Regions from separate parts of the Homo sapiens genome. Here region 2 is linked to region 1. The links are chromatin loops, found by intact Hi-C in ENCODE. Cell type or tissue: ascending aorta. All regions are shown on one strand. Each heading gives the region's core, and the rest is flanking DNA. Links, peaks and the distances in the headings are about the cores only.

Region 1 (2,903 bases), core at 105-2,604:
GTAACCCAGGCTGGAGTGCAGTGGCATGATCTCAGCTTACTGCAACCTCCGCCTCCTGGGTTCAAGCGATTCTCCTGCCTCAGCCTCCCAAGTAGCTGGGACTACATTCACGCACCACCACGCCTGGCTAATTTTTGTATTTTTTAGTAGAGACAGGATTTCACCGTATTGGCCAGGCTGGCATCAAACTCCTGACCTCGTGATCCGCCCGCCTCAGCCTCCTAAAGTGCTGGGATTACAGGCGTGAGCCACCGGCGCCCGGCTGCAGACGCAACTTCTAAGAGTTTTCCTGGCCAGACGCGGTGGCTAACTCCTGTAGTCCCAACACTTTGGGAGACCAAGGCGGGTGGATCACTTGAGGTCAGGAGTTCGAATCCAGCCCGGCCAACGTGATGAAACCCCAGTCTCTACTAAAAATACAAAACAATTAGCCAGGCTTGGTGGCGCGCATCTGTAATCCCAGCTAGTTGGGAAGCTGAGGCAAGAGAACTACCTTAATCCGGGAGGTGAATTTTGCAGTAAGGCGGAGATCTCGCCGCTGCACTCCAGCCTGTTCAACAGAGAAATACTCTGTCTCAAAAAAGGAAAGAAAAGAAAAAATGTAAATATAAAAATGAAAGTAATAGATCTCTTCCACAAATGTGCTGGGACAACTAACTGGATATCCACATGAAAAATAACAATGTTGGATCCCCATCTCACAAAATCAAAAATTTTATTTAAAAAAAAGTTAAAAAAAAAAAGAGAGAGAGACAAGGAAGGGAGCGCTGCGGGAGGCGGTGTTACTTTGTCGCCCAGGCTGGCTTGGACCCCCAGGCTCAGCATCCTCCCGCCGCTGCTTCCTGAGCAGCTGGGACCTCAGACTTCCGCCCCCGCGCCCGCATTCCTGCTGTGTTTAAGCAGCAGGTGGTGACCTCACTCCTCCCTGGCCTGAGCACTCGGTCCCGCATCCCAGGCGGAGGCCCTGGGGAAGTCTCTGAAGCTGAGCACAGGGTGGACTGTCCCTCCTGAGTGAATGGAAAATAGAAAGGGAGAGGATTTCTATTCTGTTCTGTGGGCCGTCAGCATGAAATCGTATGTTCCGCCCAGGCAGGGCTTTGCATTTCACATTCTAGTTTGCATCCCCTTCCAGACAATTCCAGGGCTTTTGAATCATGCCTCAGCCTTCCTGGCCGGTCTCGCCTCCAAAACCCGAAAAATTGAGGCTCTGGGAGCCAGGCTGAGAGACGCACAGGTCCCGCCCCGGCCCCGCCCCCGCCCCGCCCTCTGTCTGTTCTGAAGGGCAAGGTCTCTCCGCCTCGCGCCCCGCCCCTACCTCGCTCAGGCCCCGCCTACCTCCCCGCGGGTCCCGCCCAGGCCTGGCTTCTGTCCCCAGAGAGCAGATTCGCACAAACCCGGAAGCGGGTCGCGTGGAGTGACGGTCCCACCGCGGGGGTGAGTTTTGCTCTGTGTTGTGTTAAGTCTGCGCTTCCCGGGTCCCAGGCGCTTCTGTACCTGGGACGTGGGGTCCTCATAGACCTGGAAGTTCTCCTCCGTCTTTCTTTACCCAGAGCAAATTGAGAAGTCCCCGTGAGAGTCTGGGGGTCGCTTCCTTTTGGGTTTAAAGTCACCATAGACCGGTCCCGTCCCGAATCTTTCTGCTATAGGGTAACGTATACACTTCCCATCGCGTAGTTTTCCTGCTCAAAACTTTTTTCTGACTCCTCCCAACCCGCACTTTTTAAAGTCCTTACCGCGAGGCGGATTCCCGCCCTGGGCGCCTCCCAGTCTTGTCTTAAGGCGCCGTCGCCCCCCACCTCCCTCCTCGTGCCGGGCCCTTATGCTCCCCAGGTCTTCCCTCCGTAATCACCGTTTCTCCTGAGCCCGCGTTGGGGAGGTGCCCGGGGCTGTCCTATGACACCGTGTGTTCTTGCCTGCCCTGCACCAGCCTCTGGAAAATGCGCTCCTCCGGGATGCAGGCATCTTACTTCAAAGCCCTCCTGTGATTGTGTTGGCCAAAGGGATCGGGAGACTGAGAGAGAGAGCAGTAGAAAACCTGAGACAGAGAAAAGAAGAATGAGAAAGGCCATAACAGATGGTAGCGTAGAGGATGGGTGAAGGATTTGCCAAGAGACAGCAAAAGTGGAAAAAAAAAAAAAAAAAAAAAGGATAAGAAAAACAGGAGGAGAAAAGGAACTGGAGAAAAGTAGAGAAAAGCTTGATGTACAGAGAGATGAAGAAGAGCAAGGTAGGGAGGGGGCAGCAAAGAGGGAGGCTCATCAGAGTGAGGGAGAGGAGGAGGGGTTTGGAGCCAGGGCAGACAGAGCAGAGTGGTGCTGGTGGCAAGAACAGAGGGAGAAGCACAGCAGGGAGGACACCTGGGGATCTGGGGTGCTAGAGATTGGGGAAAGGGGGATTTAACAGGGAAGAGATAATTTAACAGGGAGAGCAGAGGAGGCGCAGAGATGGGAGAAGAGGCAGAAATATATGGAGATTGAGGATGATCGAAAGATTGGGGAGAAGGAGCAACAAGAGGTTAAAGAATTTGCGACGATGGAGCAGAAGAGGTGGAAGAGAAGTAATAGAGGGAAGAAGGGGATAAACAGCAGGAGAGGAGAGGGGTACAAAATGAAGAGCAGAATCCCAGGGAAAAAGAAAAGAAAACAAGAGCTAGAGAGAGAAGGGGAGAATGAGAGATATGTACAGAATTAGGGAGGGAAGCACAGTAATGAAGACAGAGGGGCTGGGCGCAGTGGCTCACGCCTGTAATCCCAGCACTTTAAGAGACTGAGGCAAGGGGATTGCTTGAGTCCAGGAGTTCGAGGCCAGCCTGGGCAACATAGTGAGACCCCCATCTCTGCCAAAAGAAAAAAAAAATTAACTGGATGTGATGGTACACACCTGTAATCCCAGCTACTCTGGAG
Region 2 (2,903 bases), core at 283-2,782, 370 kb after region 1:
TCCCCACTCTCTAGCACCCCAGATCCCCAGGCGTCCTCCCTGCTGTGGTTCTCCCTCTGTTCTCCTTGCCACCAGCACCACTCTGCTCTGTCTGCCCTGGCTCCAAATTCCTCCTCTCTCTCTCTCTCTCTCTCACTCTGATGAGCCTCCCTCTTTGCTGCCCCTCTCTACCTTGCTGTCTGTCCTTCATCTCTCTGTACATCTAGCTTTTCTCTACATTTCTCCAGTTGCTTTTCTCCTCCTGCTTTCTTATCTTTTTTTTTTCACTTTTGCTGTCTCTTGGCAAATCCCTCACCCATCCTCTACTTTGCCATCTGTTATGGGTCTTTCTCATTCTTCTTTTCTCTGTCTCAGGTTTTCTACTACTCTCTGTCTCCTGATCTCTTTAGCCCACACAATCACAGGAGGGTTTGAAGTAAGACGCCTGCATCCCAGAGAGGCTCATTTTTCAGGGGTTGGAGCTAGGCAGGCAAGAACACACCGTGTCACAGGACTGGCCCCTGGCACCTCCCCAACGCTGGCTCAAGGAAAGTGGTGACTGCTAAGGGGAGACTTGGGGTGCAGCAAGGCCCAGCATGAGGCGGGAGGTGGGGTGCGACGACGCCTTCGGTGGGGTCCACAAGATCCCAGCACCAGGCAGAGAACTCGGCCTCCCTGAGACTGGGATCGCGACGTTTGCGCTTCAGGCGCCTAAAGGTTGAGACTGGGAGGCGCCCAGGCGGAAATACACATCTCGGGTGAGGACTTTGAAAAGCGCGGGGAGGGAGGAGTTAAAAAACGGTTTTGAGCACAGAAACTACGCGATAGGAAGTGTATACAGCGCCCTGTAGCAGAAAGACTGGAGACGGGAACAGCCTCAGGGCGACTTTAAACACAAAAGGAAGCGACTTCCGGATTCCCAGGGGAACGTCTGCATTTGCTCTGGTTGAAGGAAGATGGGCGAGAATTTACAGGTCTGTGGTGACCCCACGTCCCAGGTACGGAAGTGCCGGGGATATGGGGAGTGCAGACTTAATACAACACAGAGCAAAACTCACCGCCGCGGTGCGACCTTCACTCCACGGGATCCGCTTCCTGGTCTGCGCGGATGTGTGCGCACAGGACTAAAGCCAGGCCTGGGTGGAGCCAACGAGAAGGTGGGCGGGGCCTGATCGAGGTAGAGGCGGGGCCCCAGGCGGAGAGACCTTGCCCTTTAGAACCGGCAGAGGGCGGGGCCGGGGCGGGACCTGTGCGTCTCTCAGCCTCGCTCCCAGCGACTCTATTTTTCGGGCTTTGGAGGCGAGAGCGGTCAGGAAGGCTGAAGCACGATTCGAAAGCCCTGGAATTGTCTGGAACGGGGATGCAAACAAGAATGTAAAATGCAAAGCCCTGCCTGGGCGGAACGTACAATTTCATGCTGACGGCCCACAGAACAGAACAGAAATCCTCTCCCTTTCTATTCTCCATTCACTCAGGAGGGAGAGTCCACCCTGTGCTCAGCTTCAGAGACTTCCCTAGGGCCTCCGCCTGGGATGCGCGACGGAGTGTTCAGGCCAGGGAGGAGTGAAGTCACCACCTACTGCTTAAACATAGCAGGAATGCGGCCAGGTGGGCGGGAGCCTGAGGGCCAGAGGCGGGAGGATCACTGAGCCTGGGGGTCCAGGCCAGCCTGGGCGACAAAGTAACACACCCTCCCGCAGGGCTCCCCTCATCGTCTCTTTTAATTTTTAAAATAAAATTTTGATTGTGTGAGATAGGGATACAACATTATTCTTTTCCATGTGGATATCCAGTTAATTGTCCCAGCACATTTGTGGAAGAGATCTATTACTTTCTTTTTTTTCTTTTCTTTTTTTTTTTAAGACGGAGTATTTCTCTGTCGCTCAGGCTGGAGTGCAGTGGTGACATCTCGGCTCACTGCAGCCTCTGCCTCCTGGGTTGAAGCGATTCTCCTGCCTCAGCCTCCGGAATAGCTGGCATTACAGGCACAGGCCACCATGCCCGGCTAATTTTTGTATTTTGGGTAGAGACGGGGTTTCACCATGTTGGCCAGGCTGGTCTCGAACTCCTGACTTCAAGTGATCCGCCTGCCTCGGCCTCCTGAAATGCTGGGATTACAGGCGTGAACCACTGTGCCTGGCCCAAGAAATACTCTTCACTTCGCTCTTAAATGTTGAGAAAATACAATTGAAAACTAAAAAAATCTTCCCCTAAATGAGAAATCATCTTCACGACGATAACAGAGAAAGAAATAAAAACTATTTTATTAATAAATAGGCCTTAGACCAGCATGTGATGGGAAATAGAGGACAGTTGAGAGGTTGAAAAGAGAGAAAGAAACTTCACTGTTCTATACAACCCAAATACATGTTTTCAAGATAAACACTGATCAGTCCTCAGGGAAGAGGACTTGACAACACCCTTGGTCACACATAATTCATCCTGGCTCTACTTGGTAATGGAGGTGACCATCTGTGTCAGCTAACTAGCATCATCCTGAGGGAGGGGGAGAAACCCTAACCCATGTATTTTTGGCAAGTGTGAGTTTTACAGCATGGCGGACAGGTGCCCTCTCTGGTGAGGCTCCTACAATCCAACAGAAACTGATGTCAGCAGTAAATAATGAAATTTAGAATACATTATTAATTATAGAGTTTATTTGGACACAAAGCATGAGAATAGCCACCTGGAAACCTCAACTCCAAATGAATGGGGTCAGCGTTCCCAAGTAGAGACATTAACATTTCACACACACAAGGAAATACAGAGAAGCTTTCCCAGAACCACCACATTTTCCATTCAAGTCCAGTGCATAGGCTGCGGCAGCTTGACTGGTGATGGAGTGATACACTTCAAGGAAGGTTACATTATCACTCCATAAGAAGGGACAATGATGCCAGGAGGTCTTATCTCTGGGGCTGCTT

What was found. Hi-C counts contacts between places; a loop is a spot of excess contacts. Peaks named below come from ENCODE experiments on the same cell type or tissue, not always from the same donor. Only the 100,000 strongest peaks of a DNase experiment are listed, where the experiment ranks them.
Region 2: a loop joins it to region 1, with 24 times the contacts of the local background. A loop is called at or near these places in 2 of 110 quality-filtered maps.

What each region holds. Positions count from the first base shown.
Region 1 is chr19:52,941,072-52,943,974 of GRCh38, reverse strand. All of the region lies in intron 3 of ZNF816-ZNF321P (ZNF816-ZNF321P readthrough), which reads left to right. It also overlaps the pseudogene ZNF321P. Among named protein-coding and RNA genes, the nearest start is that of ZNF888, 19 kb to the right of the region's middle. RefSeq lists silencers at 685-870, 1,210-1,419 and an enhancer at 609-1,433. In ascending aorta, for the core only: no CTCF peak of the experiment used is centred there; DNase peaks (open chromatin) are centred at 894, 1,334 and 1,784; H3K4me3 peaks cover 2,252 bases; H3K27ac peaks cover 2,188 bases.
Region 2 is chr19:52,568,465-52,571,367 of GRCh38, reverse strand. ZNF701 (zinc finger protein 701) reads right to left here and starts at 1,081. Exons shown (of 4, transcript NM_018260.3): 1 at 1,038-1,081. It also overlaps a transcript of ZNF808 not described here. RefSeq lists enhancers at 44-652, 813-1,062, 1,872-2,481. In ascending aorta, for the core only: a CTCF peak has its summit at 1,230 (motif pointing right); DNase peaks (open chromatin) are centred at 1,147 and 1,547; H3K4me3 peaks cover 1,851 bases; H3K27ac peaks cover 2,098 bases.